2 separate regions of the Homo sapiens genome follow, and region 1 is linked to region 2. A link is an interaction called in ENCODE POLR2A ChIA-PET data of the cell type or tissue named here. Cell type or tissue: HepG2. All regions are shown on one strand. Links, peaks and the distances in the headings refer to the core of each region. The heading gives the core; the rest is flanking DNA.

Evidence for each region. Peaks named below come from ENCODE experiments on the same cell type or tissue, not always from the same donor. Only the 100,000 strongest peaks of a DNase experiment are listed, where the experiment ranks them.
Region 1: POLR2A ChIA-PET joins it to region 2 with 60 read pairs; 6 of 35 experiments call an interaction of 5 or more read pairs at or near these places.

What each region holds. Positions count from the first base shown.
Region 1 is chr6:41,574,191-41,582,837 of GRCh38, reverse strand. FOXP4 (forkhead box P4) reads right to left here. Exons shown (of 17, transcript NM_001012426.2): 3 at 4,757-4,852. Among named protein-coding and RNA genes, the nearest start is that of MIR4641, 20 kb to the left of the region's middle. RefSeq lists enhancers at 800-1,301, 3,215-3,837, 3,838-4,461. In HepG2, for the core only: no CTCF peak of the experiment used is centred there; a DNase peak (open chromatin) is centred at 4,337; H3K4me3 peaks cover 887 bases.
Region 2 is chr6:41,516,023-41,524,669 of GRCh38, reverse strand. LINC01276 (long intergenic non-protein coding RNA 1276) reads right to left here. Exons shown (of 3, transcript NR_120347.1): 3 at 4,818-5,294. FOXP4-AS1 (FOXP4 antisense RNA 1) reads left to right here. Exons shown (of 2, transcript NR_126415.1): 2 at 445-775. Among named protein-coding and RNA genes, the nearest start is that of LINC01276, 18 kb to the right of the region's middle. In HepG2, for the core only: no CTCF peak of the experiment used is centred there; DNase peaks (open chromatin) are centred at 4,719, 5,179 and 6,449.

The DNA.
Region 1 (8,647 bases), core at 301-8,300, 58 kb before region 2:
CGGAGGCTGAGGGGGCTGATGAGGCTGAGATCCCAAAGGCTAACTTCCTACTCTACGGTTGTATCCTAGAAGGACTCTCTGAAAGCCAGGCTGCAGGGGTGGATGTGGTGGGCCTGGGGTTGGAGGCAGACAACGGCATAGACCCAACTCCAGAGCCAGCCCCTAAGTCTGTTGTTGGGTGTTCCAGAGGCAGCTGGGGAGGCTGCTCAAAGAAGGTGGGTTTTGCCATCCAAAGACATGGAACAAGTACCACTGTCCTTTCTTTCCTCCTCCCAAGGGGGTGCCCAACAAAGAGAGGCATCTTGGTGCAGGTGAGCTCAGAGCCCTAGATTTCTGGGTCAGGTGACCTTGGTTTTTGTCCCTGATATTTACTAGCCTTGAAATCACCAAGCCTCACTTTCCCGGTCGGCTAACTGGGATTTGGGGCACCTGCCCTCCCTGCATCATTAGCAGACGTTGCTGACTGCTTATTATGTGCCCAGCACGGCACTTGGCTAAGCCCTTTACACGTGTATCTCATGGAATCTTCACGGCAACCCTGTGAGGATGGTGCCATCATCATTAACATCTCACAGATGAGATGGGAAAACTGAGGCCCAGAGAGGTTAAATAACCTGCCCTGACCCTGACCCGGAAGGGACAGTGGGAGCAGGGGTGAAAGTGACTTGTACGCCATTAAATTCTATGTAAACGTGAAGAAAATCACTTTTTAAAACATTCTGGATTTTCCCTTTCCCCTCCTTCTCTGTCTCCTCCCCTGGTGTGCCTTAGGGTGCTGCCTGACAAAGGTCACTGAGGACCAAGGCACTAGGCCACTCATTCTCACTGCTGTGAGAGCTGAACTAGAGACGAACGTGGCCCGCAACAGGAAAGACTGAGACCAGACACTCAGAAGATCTTTCCAGGCACCAGGACTGTGAGTCACTGACAGGAGCATGTGAAAAAAGGATGTGGCCTTTCCTTCCTCGGGCCTTTCTTCCTTGGAAGCAGGGGAATGGAAGAGATGACCTTGGAAGGCCTCCTTGGCACTTGCTTTTCCTGCCACTTGGCTGAGCAGCTGCCTATGGAGGCTGCTACAGAGATCTGGATGGATTACATGGTGTGCACTCGTCTCGAGGTGGCCCACTGGGGTCACAAAGGGTCTGGGAAGTGGCTGCCGCATGCTGATCTCCTGAGTTGGTTGACCTCATCCACCTCTCCTTGTGCCCCTTGGGGGTCTGAGAACTGAGCTGGAGCTCCTCTGGTGTCCCGCTGGCCCCTTGCCAGGCTCAGATGCCTCAGGATGGGCGCTCTGCAGCTAGCAGGCTCAGCAGGGCCCATGAGTCACCATCTGGAGAGTAGCTGGGCAGCTAAGTGCTAACTTAAGCCCTGGCAGTGTGAGCCCTGGGCCAAACGCCGGCAGCTGCCTCCAGCCCCTCCCTCAGGGACCCTGCACCCACCCATGAATACAGCGTGCTCGGCTGGACGGTCTGACTGGAAGGAACAGGGACAGTGCCTGACACACAGGAAGCTTATTTGAGGGCTGAGAGTGGGAACGAATGCAATTTGGTGCCAGGGTCAAGAACCCAAATTGTCTCTTGAGTATGGGGTCCCTGTGAGTGGGGGGCAATGTGGGGAGATCAGGCCAGAGTTTGGTTTGGCTTAAACTCTCCTGCAAATGACCAGAAGTCCTCAAACTAATCCTGGGCTGCAGCTGCAGCAAGGAAAGATAGCAGTGAGATATAAAGAAGAACTTCTGAAAATGCCAGATGGGGATGGACGAAGCCAAGGCCCCAGCCACCTTTGCCCCCATCATGTCCTCAACTCTCGGCCACCTGTGCTGCCTTCTATGATAGGTCTCTCCCTGGTGGGGTCCAGGCCTGGAAGGAGGGCCCCTCACTAGGCTGGAGCTGGAGACCTGACAATAGTTTTGGAAACTCTTCTGAAGCTGGCTCTGGAGGAGAGGGATGGTGAACGTGGCTGGGAGGTGCGTGGGCAGAAAATCCTGCTGGGGAGCAGAGCAGCGTTCTGTGGGGAGCCCTGGGAAAGGAGCTGCGCTTGATCTCCCTTCATTATCCACTGCACTCAGGCTCAAGATGCACTCTTCTGCTCGGGTGGGGAGCCCAGTCCTTGCTCTCCCCTATCCCCTCACCAATCTTGAGCTCATAGAAGAACATTTCAAGGCCCTGGGCCCTACTTCAGGACAAGGATCTGACCTCCTTGGAGATAATAAACTTAGGAATAGGGGCAGAAGGCAAGGAAGGTATTCAGGGTTGGAGAAGAAATAGAGGGATCAATATAGGTAGGGAATCCAGGCTCCTGGGGAAGCATGGCTCCATGGCCCCAAGAACCCCCATATCCCTGAGACCCTGAGAACCATCTGGCCTAGGCTTCTACACCAGGGAAATATTGGCATTATTACCAATATTGTGCCAAGCACAAGGGATCGTCACAATGCAGAGATTAAAAGTGTGAGTTCTACTGGCCGGGCACGATGGCTCACGCCTGTAATCCCAGCACTTTGGGAGGCAGAGGCGCGCAGATCACCTGAGGTTGGGGGTTTGAGACCAGCCTGACCAACATGGAGAAAACCTAAAAACACAACGCTACTAAAACCTACTAAAAATACAACCCTACTAAAAATACAAAATTAGCTGGGCTTGGTGGTGCATGCCTGTAATCCCAGCTACTTGGGAGACTGAGGCAGGAAAACTGCTTGAACCCGGGAGGCAGAGGTTGTGGTGAGCTGAAATCACGGCATTGCACTCCAGCCTGGGCAACAAGAGACTCCATCTCAAAAAAAAAAAAAAAAAAGTGTGAGTTCTGGAGCTATTGGGTTCAAATCCTCACTCTGTCTTTTATTTGTTGTATAACTTTGGACAACTTTCTTAACCTCTCTGGGCCTCAGTTTCCTCATCTGCAAGATGGGGCTAGAATAGCACCTCTCCCATAGGACTGTGAGGATAAATGAGATAGCTGTAAAGCGCTTAGTGTCTACACTTCATGGTAAGCACTCTGTATATGTCAGTTGTTAGTTTGGGATGTACTCAGTAAGTATTTGTTGAATGAATGAATGAATCAATCAATGAATTTTTGGAAGTAATGAGACAAGGAGAGAGAAGGCCTGAGAAAAACATCATTTTATCTGTCTTTCTGACTCTGAAACCTCTAGGCCTCTCTTATTTTGGAGGGAGGGAGTTTCCTAAGGAAGATTCCATAGTCTCCCTTCAGCTCTCAATTATTTCAGATCTGTGACCCTTAATCCCCAGCTGAGCAGTCCTTCTAGATGTCTTACCCCAGTCCCTCCCACTACCATCAAGCTCCTACCCTCCTACCCCTGGGTCAGCAGCCCCTTTCTGGTTTGGGGGAACGTTTGCTGTTGTCCAGCCTACTCCTTCCTGTTCTAAGCTGGGTCCAGGGCGGGCAGGATTCAGAGTGGAAGCCCAAGGACCACTTCAAACCCTGGGATTGTATGTGGGGATCATTAATTTAAAGAGGCCCAATCCTGACCAGCATGGGTATGAGAACCTTTTAGATCTCATTCTGATGAGATCTTTCTCTTCCTCTCTTTATTGACTTTCCAGATTGTGTCTTCCCCTCCTCCACCCCAGGCCACGCCCTGATCTTTGCCCAGCTCCTCCCCTTTGAGGGTTGTCTCCTTAGGGTCAAGAATTTTAAGAGGGTTACTGTTAAGGCTGCACATCTGTTGGGCACCTTGAACTTTTTCCAAACATAAACTTGTTTTACATAAAACTCAGACTTTGTCAGAGCACTGGAATCTCCACCCAGGACAAAGCCTGGTCCTGGGTCCTTCTCTGAGCACCCTGCACCCACCCCACCCTCCTCTTCACTTCCCTCAGCACCCAGCCCCAGACTCCAGAGCACCTCCAGCTCAGAACCAACCATACTCACCCTTCTTCCCTTAGATAAACTTCCTTTCAAAGCCTGGCTTAATCCCTTCCCCAATTCTGAGCCTCCCTCTGCTGGGGGAGGGGTGGGGGGAGCATGGATCCCGGGCTGCTGGGCAGAGGGGGAGGGGAGTGGCTGCCCGAGTAGTGACCCAACCCGGACTCAGACTGCAATTCTCCCAAGTTCTTTGTGACACAAAAGGTAAACAGAAGGCCTGGCTCCCCCACCCCCCGCCCACCCCCCACAGATCTCCCCTCCCCCAGCCAGCCAGATGGGCTGGCAAGCTGGAGGGAAGGGAGAAGGGGAAAAAAGGGCAGATTGTGCAAAGGAAAACAAAAGAGACAGAGAGACATCAAGAGACAGGAAGCATGGAGAGACTGCGAGAGAGCTGGTGGATGAGGGATAAGGGGGGAGGATAAGAGAAGGGGGGACTTGGTGACGTGACTGCAGCAACAGAGATGGCCTGGGAGGGGCTGAGCCCCAGACACAGGAACACAGAGGGACAGAGGGAGTGACCGACAGGGACGCAGAAACATGAGAAGTGACCAAGAGAGACCCTGAAGGGAAGAGGCAGGGGAGAACAAACAGTGAGAGAGGTACAAAGAGACAGGGAGAGCTGCAGACAAACTTTGAGTGACAGGGACAAAGAGGCTAAGCTAGCGGAAGGTCTGGCTGATCAGGTGGAGACGAGAGAAAGTGGGAAGCCTTTTTGCCCCACCCCTGCAGTGACTGTATTTCCTTTGAAAAGTTGCCCACTTTTTGGTGTTGGAACTGGCAAGAGCAGTTCTCCAACGGGTCCTTGCCCTCCCTCTGTGCCAGGCCCACACTCCAGCCCAACCCAGAGCCAGCGGGGTGCTCTCTTCCTCACCTGCACAGCAGAGGCAGACTGTTTGCTGTCATTGTTCCCTGGGGAGCTCAGGCCTGAGGCCTGCTGCAGCAGGAACTGCCGGGCCACTTGGAGAGCCTGCAAGACAGGGGCTGAGTCAGCAATGGCCTGGGAGGCTGGGTGGGATCCAGGGATTAGGGAGTGTTTGGGGCAGTAAGGAGAAGGAGATCAGGGTAAGGTGGAAGGTCTTGGGGGTGAGAGGGTCATGGGTCCATAAGGGCTTGGGGTAAGGGTAGTAGAAGTCACTGAGAAGAGCTGTTGGGGTTCAGGGATCAGAGCCTCTACAGACTCAGCCTGGGACCCAGTGAAGTTTTGTTAGGACTCAATGGGGACAGCAAATGGAAGGGCCCATGGTCAAAAAGGGACTCTTAGAGGAAAATAAAGGGGGTTGACTCAGGGCATTAGTAAATCAGTACTATTTGTTGAGCATCTACTATGGGTCAGGCACTGTACAGGCAAGAGCTTATTTAATCTTCCTCTGTAAGGCTGTAAGGTAGGGATTATTGCCCCATTTTGCAGATGAGGAAACGGAGTCTCCAGGAGGTTAAGTAACTTACCCAGGATCATACAGCTAGGCGGCATCAGAGCCAAGATTTGAGCCCAGGAAGCCTGGCTCCAAGGCCAACTGCCTTACTGGGTGGTCAGTCTGGGGGCTAAAAAGTAGCATTCACTGTGGAGCCAGAGCACACAGTTGGGAGGATGAGGGAAGAGCCCTGGGGTCAGTGGCACAAGGTCTGAGTACCGTGTGACTTTCTGAGTTCAAGGATTGTACATGCATGCTGCTGGAGGAATTAGATTAAGTTCTGAAAGGTATACTATCAGCAGAGATGCATGGACCATCGTGCTGTGGGCTTGGTGGCCACAGTGGCTTAGACTGAACTGAGCCAGAGGGGTCATACGAGTGGGAGGCATATGGAGATTGCTGGAGGAATCACTCCAGTGGGTCAGTGTGACAGTCAAGGAGTAGGAGGGGCCCGGAAGGTAAACTGATGGGCAGTGAGACGTCTGGTAGGAGTGAGGGGTCAGGAGGGCCCAGGAAATTATCTATGAGGCCAGTCAAGCCCTCTATGTCCTCACTATGCTTCAGTGGGAGGTTTGAAGGCAAGTTCTGAATCCACATTTCAGCAGCACAAAATTTATCTGCTTCCAGATTGCTCAAGACCCCCTTGGGAGCCAGTGCAGGTGTGTCTAAGCCCTTGACACAGGGCTCCAACCTTAGGCAGTCCTGGGTCTGAATCCCAGCTGTGCGGCCTGCCAGCTGCGACCTTGGGCAAGTTATTCCAGTTCTCTGCACTTCAGTCTCCTTATCTGCAAAACTGGGAAACTACCCATCTCCAAATTACTAGGGGGATTAAAGGACCAATGTTTGGCATCCAGTTGGCATTCGGGAAGTATTCACTCCCTTCGGCTCTCATTAATCTCTCCACAATTCTCCACTTCACCTCCTCCAGCCTCTCCCCAACATAGCCTCGTGCCCTGCGCACTTATTAGACGAAATGCGCCCGCCTGTGGCTCTCTCTCACATCTGTCCACACATACACTTGTTTTTTCTGTATGGGCCCCTATTCTCCTACCCCACCACAAGCACCTTCAAGGCAAAACCTTTTAAGGTGGGATATGGCTGCACCACCCATCATCGCTCAACAAGCAAAGAGAGTGACCACTGTGTACCAAGCATATACACACAACCACCTTCGCGTCCGTTCATCATCAGTGCAAACAGCCGAGCCTCCTGAGGCTTTAAATCTAGTTTACCCTAGGAGGGCAACTAAATATGCACTGGCCTATTGACGGGAAGGTGTCCTGCAGCAAACCTGGAGCTCAGATTGGTGTGCTCCTCACAGGCCACCCCCACCCCACCTCCTTCCCTGGATGTCACACCCAGAGAAGTGCCCTGGGCTTCCAGAGGGGGACAGGATGTTTCTCCTCTTCCAGATTCACTTCAGAAAGCAGAAATCTGACCTTTCTAAGTCAAAAGGCTCTGCGGAAAGAGGAGGAAGGGTGGGGGGGGGGGTTGCGGGTGAGGAAGGGCAGGGAGTCAGGTGGTCATTAGGAAGGAGCCCCTGCCTCTACTACCTTGCTTTTACAAACTCCTCCAGGTCTACTGACAAGTGCTCTTTGTCCTCCAAAGGTGGAGGTAGAGTAGGGTTGAGGGGGTACAGGGGTCAGAGGCCAGGGCACAAGGGTAGGGGAAGAAGATGGCTCAGAGAGGCTGGCCAGCCCAGGCGACCCAAAAGGGACACTGGTTGGGGTGGGGAGATGACACACTCCAGATCCCCGGGGGACAGGAGGGAACAGCAGGGAGGGGCTCCTGGGGGCAGTTGGGGGCAGAGCCCTGCTCAGTCTCCTGGGGTGGGGTGGGGGGTGGCCAGGGGAGTTGACTCCCCACTGACTCTCTTACTTTGTGGTCCCCTGGAGCATGAAATTACATGATTTACAGGAAAAAAATGGCAAGGCCTTGCAGTCTCATTCCTGAGACCTCCCCCTCCCTGTGACAGGCCCTTCCTCCCCCTACACCCCCTACCCACAACCCCTTTCCTTCTTCCTGCCAAGACCAGGCCAGATGAGAGCCAGGTAAGACCTTAGGTCTGGCCAAGGCTCCCCTCCCTCAGCTTCCCACCATTCCTTCTCATACATGGGTCCTCACTCACCACTCTTCTCACATCTATGAAGTACCTGCTGCGTGCCAGGGACCAGGCTAGGGGCTGGGGATACACAGAAACAGAATGTGGCCTCTGCCCCCCCAGGGCTCACAGCTCAGGTTCTGTGATGATAGCCTCTAATATAAAGAATGATAGCCAGGCGCAGTGGCTCATGCCTGTAATCCTAGCACTTTGGGAAGCCAAGGCAGGCGGATCATGAGGTCAGGAGATCAAGACAATCCTGGCTAACATGGTGAAACCCCGTCTCTACTAAAAATACAAAAAATTAGCCAGGCGTGGTGGTGGGAGCCCGCAGTGCCAGCTACTCCAGAGGCTGAGGCAGAATGATGGCGTGAACCCGGGAGGTGGAGCTTGCAGTGAGCCGAGGTGGCACCACTGCACTCCAGCCTGAGCAACAGAGCAAGACTCCATCTCAAAAAACAAAACAAAACAAAACACAAAACAAAACAAAACACGAATGATAAGAAACTAGTCAGCCTGAAGTGGGGGTGAGTGCCAGGGGTCAGAGAAGGCTTTCTTCTACCTGGGGAAGTCTCGGAAGGCTTCCCAGAGGTGGTGGCAGCACTAACTGGAGTCTCGCCATCTGAAGGGCGAGTTAACACGGTGAACGAGGAGGGTCACATCGACCACGCTGCTGCACCAGATGTGTTCACACTGCCTGCTGGCACTGCGGCCTGGAGATCACTGGACTGCCCACCTCAGAGAGACGTGGGAAATAATGGGTCCTAACTCCGGCAGATCCCCAGCCCCACTTTCTTTGAATATGCCAACCAGACTGGGGCCTCCTTGAAAGCACAGATGTTGTCAACTGTAGCTGTGAACCCCCATCTCCAACCACCAGCACACAGCAGACATGTGATACCCACTCACAAAACTCATTTTAGTCTAGGCTGAATACGGGAGGCTGGCACAGGCTGACACTAAACTTAACAGCTAACATTTGCCTTGCAGTTTTCAAAGCACTTTTTCAAACATTTAATTGAAGCTTCACAACATTGAGCTAGGTGGAGCAGGTATTGATATCCCTATTTTACAGACAAGGAAACTGAGGCCTGAAGTTCCACAGCTAGGAAGTGGCAGAGTCCAAACACCTCTGACTGCTCAGGGCTTACTCCACTGAGGGGTCTCCATGATCCCATGCACAGTCCAGCGAGGCCTTCAAATCTGCCTTCCCCCTAATCTGCATGTGTTCAGCCCTCCAGTGAGAAGG
Region 2 (8,647 bases), core at 515-8,514:
ATGCTGACGTTCTGACTGAAACAGATTTGTAGAATCATGGATTTTGAAGTGGGGACCCAGGTCCCAGTGTTTCAGTGGGTCTTTAAAAAAGAGAGAAAGGGAGAGAGAGATGGAGAGAGAGAGAGAGAAAGTGAGCAACAGCACGAGAGGTAAGAGGCAAAAGCTGAGAGGTAAAACTTACTAACTTAATTTCCCCTCACCAGCATCCACACTCCCAACCTCCTGGAATTTCTTCTCTTCTTTTCAATTTTTAATCTCTTCTTTTCCTCTCTTTTCTCTCCCTCTTCCCCCTTTTCACTCCTTTCCTTCTCCTCTTTCTCTGTCTCTCTCTCAGTTCTGACATGAACACCCCCCCCACCCTCCTGTCCCCCTCCCCTCCTCTCCTCCTCTCCCCTCCTCTCCCCTTCTTTTTTAAGTTTTTTTTTTTTTCTTTTAACTTTCAAGGTCATTCCGGACTCCTGACGCCGCCAGTCCCGCGGTGAGACGTGAGCGCCATTGGCGTCCGTGGCCTCTGTTTCCGTGGCAACCTAGTAACCATTAATTTTCAATTAAAGGAGACAAAAAGCTCGATGACAGCTCCAGGTCTGCTGAAGATGTCAAGAATCTGTATTAATATACAGCAAGAGAGCATAATTGTGTGTCCATCTTCCAGAGCAGCGAAAAATGGAGGGATAATTACCAGCTCGAAAGCCACTCTGTAATTTAGTTCTTACTGTCACCACAGCCCTACACATTAGCATAAATTAAAAGCAGAGTTTATTGTTATCAAAGTGCATTGATATCGCCAGACCTGCTTTCTTCCTTTTAACTGTTTGTTGTGGGTGAGTGACTCCCCAACTCTTGCCAGGGTCTCCCCAGGGTGGGGAGAGTGGAAGTGTGGCTGCTAGACCTGAAAGGTCTAGCTGCCAGCCTCCTTCAGGGCAGGTGGGGACAAGGGTCAGCGTGTTGCCCCTCTGATAGGGTCTGGGGATGATGCAGGGGATGGAGGAGGCTTGGATATTTATTCACCTTTCACATGTAAGTGCTTTGTTTTGCCAACGAGTGCTCCAGCTCTTTGCAGAGGGGGCTGCTGCCCCATCGCGGGTCCCCCTTTAGTGCCTAGTACAGTGCAGGGCAGGTGATGAGTGCTCTAAGGCAATGTGTTAAACAAAGGAATGAGTGCATGTGTAGGGGTGTTCTCCCGGGGTGAATGTCAGTGGAGAGACATTGCATTCCCTGTTCAGGGCGTGGCCAGCTCAGGTGGAGATGCTCCTGTCTGTGGCCCAGTTCCTGCTTGGCCACCCAGGACCCCAGCTCCCCAGAGGGGTCCCTCTGGACCCCACGCCCCTAATCTTGCCGCTTGGCCACCCACCTCCATGGCCTGGGTGCTGCCACGGCCACCGCCTTCATACTCACCTCCGAGTGGTTGGAGAACCTCGAAGTGTCTCGCTGCCAGAGTACCAGTGACAGCCACAGAAATCATGAGTTTCCGTGAATGGGGGATGCGGAGTTTTCTTGTATTCTATCCAGAGAGAGCTGTCCTTCAGAGGGGAATTTAGTGTAATTACCCTTAAGGGAGCGATCCTTACACAGTCAGTCACAACACTGACCTCCTGGCTGAGATTTGACAGCAAAATTGCAGGCTGTGTACTCAACAGAAGGGGCATCCTCCTTTTTTGGGTGTTGAGGGGGGAGGCGGGAAGGAAGGAGGAGGAGGGAAAGGAGACTCAGAGGCTTTGAAAAGAAAAGTGCTGGCTTACAGCTGCCAGGCAAGCGGGTTCTCCTTGGCAAGGCGTCTACAGGGCAAGGAGAAGGTGTCCAGAGATCCCCTGGAACTTCACCTGGCTCATGAAGAGGGGCCAAGGTAGGCACTCCAGCCCTTCAGATCTTTGAGCTCTGGTTTGTGATCTTAGCTAAAGTTAATCTTATTGTAAGAAGGATTTGGAGGGTACTAGGCACTATTTGATGAACTTCTCAGGCATGTTTTCCCAAACATATCTGTCCTCGGTCCCTCCCCGGTGCTAGAAGTTCCACTGTTCCTTTTACCTTTAAGTTGACAGATCCAAGACCCTGTAAACCTGCATCTGGGTTACCTGGAAGGACTAATGTGTTAATCTGTGACCACTCCAAATTTAGCATGGATGCATCTCTCAGATGTGCTGGCCCATCACATGACTGAAGCCAAAGGACACAGGGGTCAGGCAAATTTCCGTGAAGGATTGGAAAAAATCTGTTGTATGGGTAGATCTTGATGGACTGTGAAGCCTGGCAAGGAATGGAGGTAAATCCCCAAATCTCAAAGCTGGAAGGGATCCCAGAAGCCAACGGGTCCAAACTTCGCAGAGAAGGAGTCCCCACCTCTCTGTTCTACCTCTACCCAAAACTCAGGGCTGGGCGCGGTGACTCACGCCTGTAATCCCAGCACTTTGGGAGGCCAAGGCAGGCAGATCACCTGAGGTTAGGAGTTTGAGACCAGCCTGGCCAACATGGCAAAACCCCGTCTCTACTAAAAATACAAAAATTAGCCAGGCATGGTGGCACGCGCCTGTAATCCCAGCTACTTGAGAGGCTGAGACAGAAGAATCACTTGAACCTGGGAGGTGGAGGTTGCAGTGAGCCAAGATAGTGCCATTGCACTCCAGCCTGGGTGACAAGAGTGAAATTCTGTCTCAAAACAAAAAACAAACAAAAAACAAAACAAAACAAAAAACAACTCAGCCACCTCTGCCCACACAATTCCTAATAGCACGAGCTAGCTGTCTCTATAGAGGTCCATCCTGCTGTTAAATAGCCCGGACCATTGCCAAATTCCTCCTGAGTGCAAATGAAAATCTGTGTCCGTGAAACTTCTTCCTTCCTTTTGGAGCCCCTTTGGAACAAATCTAGGCTTTCTCTGGCGGGACAGCCCTTCAGCTACGTGGGGACCATGCTCAGCTATTAGTCGTCTTCTCCTCCAAGTCTGGGACCCAGTAGACTCATCACCATCTGGCTCATCCTTTCAGGAAAGTGCCCAAAAGGAGTCTGAAAGGGCACAGGACAGCCCAAAATGCAAATCCAATGTTTATTGAGCATCTGCTATGTTCCAGGCAGAAACACCCACCATATCTCTTTTCTTTTTTTTCTTTTTTTGGAGACGGAGTCTCGCTCTGTCACCCAGGCTGGAGTGCAGTGGCACGATCTCAGCTCACTGCAGCCTCCACCTCCCAGGTTCAAACAATTCTCCTGCCTCAGCCTCCCAAATAGCTGGGACTACAGGCTCATGCCGCCATGCTCAGCTAATTTTTTGTATTTTAGTAGAGATGGGATTTCACTGTGTTGCCCAGGCTGGTCTCAAACTCCTGAGCTTAGGCAACCCGCCCGCCTCGGCCTCCCAAAGTGCTGGGATTACAGGTGTGCACCACTGCGCCTGGCCCCATATCTCTTTTCATCCTCTCAACCAATTCAATGAAGGGAGGATATATTATTCCCATTTTACCGTAGAGAAAAGAAGGACGCAAGAAGCTTCAAATCACTTGCCCCAAATCACCTGCCAGCAAGGGGCAGAGCCAGAACTGGGAGCCCAGACTCCTGACCCAGGCCAAAGACTTTCCTTGAGAATCCAGCTGCGTTGGTCCCTACACCCCTTGGCCACCACTGGGTTTGGGGAATGAGCTCTGCCATCATTCTCCTGTCTCTCTACCTCCATGATGCTTTTCTGCAGGGCCTTTCTCTCCACTTGGCAGGGAGAAGGAATTCCAGGGAAAACCCAGCTTAAGTCCTGCATCCTCCCTGAAGGCTTCCCTGCCCATCCCAGGCCTCAGTAACTGCTTCAGTATAATGACAACATTGGACGTTATTTACTGACCACAGGACTATGCTTCAGCACCTACCCTAAGGTATTTTATTCAATCCTCCAGGCTTTTGCCCTGGCTGAGGGTTCTGCCTGAGCTTCTCTCCCCTCAGATACCTGCATCTCCTTGAAGGACCACCTTCTCTGGGAGGTCCAACCTAACCATCCTTTCCCAGGTCTTTGTACCCGCTTTATTTCTTTCTATAGCTCATGTCACCTTCCGAAGAGTATTTAATTTACTGATTATTGTGCTCATTGCCTATCTTCCTCCTCTTTAAGTTCCAAAAGGACAGAGGCTGTATTTTGTTTACTGTTGCATCCCAAGCACCTAGAACAGTGCCTGACATACGGTAGGTGTACAAGCGATATCTGTCAAATGACAGGAGGAAAACTCAAAACCCTTTGAGGCAGGTGTGTTGTTTTCACAGCAGAGAGGAACTAGGGCTCTAGTTCTGGGTTAGGTGGCTTGTCCAAGGTCACAGAGCTGGCCATACCCAGCTGTGTATTGGGCTGCTGAGTATGAGGCTGTTTGGGGTGGGCCTTGAGCCTGAGCCTGTTCTGAGCTTTGTGTGTGTGTGTGTGTGTGTGTGTGTGTGTGTTTGGTGGCTTCCTAGGGGATTTCTGCCTGCATTCCAACCAGCAGGTCCTTCCAGGCACCCCTCCCCTCCTTTACAGGGCTTCTTCCCTTCCTGCAGCTCCTTTCAGCCCCTGCTTTCTTGCCCCAAGCCTGGAGAGGCCTGTGAGTGCAGTCCAGCTAACTTCCCTCCCCTGAGCTCATGGGTCCCTGCCTGGGCTGAAGTCCACACCGGGAGCCCAAGGTGCCCCTGGAAGGCCCCCACCCTGGCCTCCGAGTGGTTCCTCTCCCCAGAGATGTAAATCCGGGCCCCAGAGTGGCCACACAGAACATACATCTTAAACAAACACTTCTCCTTGCTGTTTATCTCCCTGGCCTTTAAACAAACTCTTTCAAAGGTTTCTGCTGATAGGAGAGATTTACTGAAAACCATTCCTTGCTTAAAAGCCCTGGGTTTATGCTGCTGGGGTGGGGGCAGTGGGGCCTTCAGGCCTGGGGTTTCTCTGCCTCCGGACCACATGTTTATCCTCCAGGCCTTGATAGAGGAGCAACACAGACTAATCTTTATGGAAAAGAAAATAATAAAAGCAGGAAAGGGGAGGGGTGGAGGCTGGGGTGCGTTTGGTTCTTGTCACTGACTCCAAGAGGTTGTGGCAGGTCCGGGTGTGGCAGTGCCCACCACACTGTAGCCCTGCCTGTTGGGGGTGGGGTGAGCTGAGCATCTGGGAGGGGTGGGGCTCCCTTGAACTTTGGACAGAAGGCCTTTGGGCAGGTGAGCCTCTTCTCCGGCTTCCAGAGGCCAGAGTGGGCCTCTCCCTGCTGGATGGGGGTTGGAGGGAGGGCAGCAGTCACATGATCATGTCTATTCCTGCATCAACCAACAGTCAGAAGGCACCTAGCCTGTGCCAGGACCTGGGGGTGGAGAGAGGAATAGTTGTTAACAATTACTTTAGCATTTCTGTGGGCCTGGTACTGTTCTAAATCGCTTACATGAATCAACTCATTTAATGGCCCCAGTAGATTCTATAATTATCCCAATTTTGCATATGGGGAAACCAAGTCACAGAAAGATTACTGGCTGTACTCCAGAGGTTTTGGTTTAACTGGGATGCAGGCTGGGCATTGGATTCCAGGATGCATCCCAAGTGGAAAAAGATTGACATTCCCATTTCCCACCCACTCCCCACTTGTCCTTCCAATAATACAGTATCTCTTCCATTTCAAGGCGTCTCACAATTCATTGACAGTGGTATTTTTTTCTTAGTGGATCGTAAAATAATGGTGCATCTTACAGTCTTAGGTTCAACAAAATATAGTAATAGAAAACTAACCTCTACCAACTGTGGGGACTGAGCTGGATGATTTGCATCCATTATCTCATTTAATCCACCTCCCAAAGCTGCAACATAGGTCACAGGAGCACCTCTGATGAGAAAACTGAGGCACCAAGAATTCAATAACCTGCCCAAGATCACCCAGCTGGTGGGAGGTGGAGGCAGGATTTGAACCCACAGTTAAATGGCCTAATATTTATCCCCAACCCTTATAGAGCACCTTATATGATTCAAACTGTCTTCCGACCTGTTTTGTCCATTGAGGAAGACGCTGAAATCCAGAAAGTTTAAGTGACCTGCTCTAAGTTACACATCTGACTTCTCAACCTATAACTGTGGGAGAACCATGGGAAGTGGGTTTCGTTGTTATTATTGTTGTTTGCTTGTCTTAAGCCTACCTGGGCTTTTATAGCTAGAAGCCACTCCTAAGAGAACATGACCAGGAAAGTGGGCCAGGGCCAGGGCAGGGGCCCCTGAGAGTATGGGCCATCCTGGGGTCTTGGGTGCTGAAGGTTGGAGCCAAGGCCTGTCGTGGGACCTCCCAAGGGCAGAGGACTTGAGCAGGGGCAGATGTCATTGCAAAGACTCCACTGACTTCCGTCTCTGTTTTGTTTGTGAAGCGAAGTTGCTGCAGTGGCAGGTGGGGAGGCAGCAGAAGGCCAGGTAGGAATTTCCAGTCCTTCCCTGGGCCCATAGCTCAGGCCGGAAGCCACTCCCTTCCTCCATGTTTACATGCAGCGGGCCACACCCCTTCAGATGGCACAGACTGACACCCCCTTCCGGTCCCCCTGCTCCAGGCCAAATACTTTTTCACTCACGTTAAAGCACCTTTCAGCACCTGGGCCCTGAGCTGGGGAGCATTTCCAGGGAGGAAAGAAGGGAGAGGGTATGAGGAGGAGGCTGGGGGTGGGTTGAGGGAAGGTGAGGAGCTGGGGGTAGTGGAGACTAGGATGAAGTTATGTGAGTGATTGTCTTGCACCCATCATCTTTCTTTTTGTATTATTCTTTCCTTATATAGTGACATCCAGTTTCCAAAACCTTTCCTTCCTCCTAGCAACTCTTACCCTAAGATACTTAATTCACACCAAGGTAAACACGACTAATAACAGCTTCCAAAGTGATCCTTTCAAGGGCATTTTGGCAGTGGCCTCTTTATTTGTTCATTCATTCTTTGATTTCCTCAACAATTTCCTTTGGCATTCCTGGAGACCCTCCATCCTATCTCGAAGGCTTAGCTGGGACACCTCTAAGCTGTTTGGTGGGCTGCTGTCCAAACTCTGGGCTTTGTGGGTAGTGGCATCCACACCCTCTGACAGCATGTAGGTATATTGGCAGCAACCCAAGCTGTCTTTTTTGCACCTTCAATGGAAGGAAAGGCAATTTCTCCTCATGAAAAAAGTTTGGGAGACTTTACCTAAATGTAAAGGGAGGTGCTTTAATGATATATCTCCAGGAATCAAACCCATCAGTCCATCTGAGTTTGGTCATGGGCTGAGCTCCCCAGGGCAGCTGGGCAGGAGCCCTTCCAGGACATCAGAACTTGGGGTAGAATTTCCACCCCACTGGCCCTCAGGGCTCTGCATAGATTTCTCTCTCTGTCCTTCTTGGTAGGGAAGTGGCTGATCATGAGGAAGACCCTGAGCTCAGAGCTGGAAGATATCCAGGGACCCATCCACCCAGTAGTTTGCAGAGGACAAAATGACTCAAAAGTATACCGAAATCCAAAATATAAAACAGCTAAGAGTTAAAGCTCCAGTTGAAGGCAAAGGTCTAGACCCTGCCTCCTCTGCTCTCCCACTTGGCCCATAAGTGGTCCAAAGCTTCTCTGTGGACCTCCAAAGCTCAGGAGAACACGAATAGAATCCACTGAGCCAGTCTAGTGATCCATTTTATAGACAAAGAAACTGAGTCAGAGCATGATGGGATGGATGTGAGTCCTTAGGGGCCTCCACCCTTCCATGATCACTTCTGGCTCATGTTCATTCCCTGGACTCATAATGTACCCTTCTTTCTAACTTGACCTGCACAATTCTACGGACTCTTCAGGCTCAGCTCAAATGTCACCCTCCACCATGGAGCGTTCCTCAATTCTCTCCTCCAGTTCTGGCCCTACTCCCACCCAGTTCGGTGTTCCTGGAGCTCACTGCTTTTGCATCTCTCTTAAGTTCAACCTCTCATTTCTGCCCATTTGAAGCAGCTCTTTTCTCCCTTGTCAGGCTGTTGGTCTCCTTGAGGTCAGGAGGTTTTTAAAAAATCCCAAGCCTCCAGCCCATGAGTAGGTGTGCAATCACAGTGAGGCTGCTGACATGTTTTCTTGGGTGATGGTGAGATGCTTTGCCCACTGGGGTCAGGGTCTCCCTACTGGACGGCCCTAGTTCTCATCAATTTGGTGGGGAGGGCATAGAGTTTGATTAAACAGTTACTTGGATACCTGAAGTAGGGCAGGGAAGGGGATACAGAACCTTCAGAGCCTGGGGAGGAGGGACCCTTCTGCTCTAAATTGTCCACTCGCTCCATCCTCAAGAAGATGGAGAGCAGAAACAGGGGCAGGGGAAGAGAGCTGGGCCCCGCACACTTCCCACCATCACTGATTTCCCTCTTCTCTGGCATTTTAAGAGCTCAGACTCAAACCCTTCAAGGGCTTTTGAAACAATTAGATTTGAAAGTGCCCAGTGCTTGGTCTAATTGCTTAAAAGCCACTTCAGGCTTCAACTGACCCAGAGTAAAGCCTGGGGGGTGGGTAGAGGGGAGGGGAGACCCGAGACACTCTGTCGCCCTGTTTCCCAGGCCTTCCTGGACAACCAAGGCCTAGGTGAGTGGTGATGCCAAATAAGGGCCTTCAACTTTTCCCGGGGGGGCAGAGCCACCATACTCTTCCTGCCCCTTTCCCAGCCCTTGCCCCCAGGGAACCGCTCACATCTAACCTTTCTC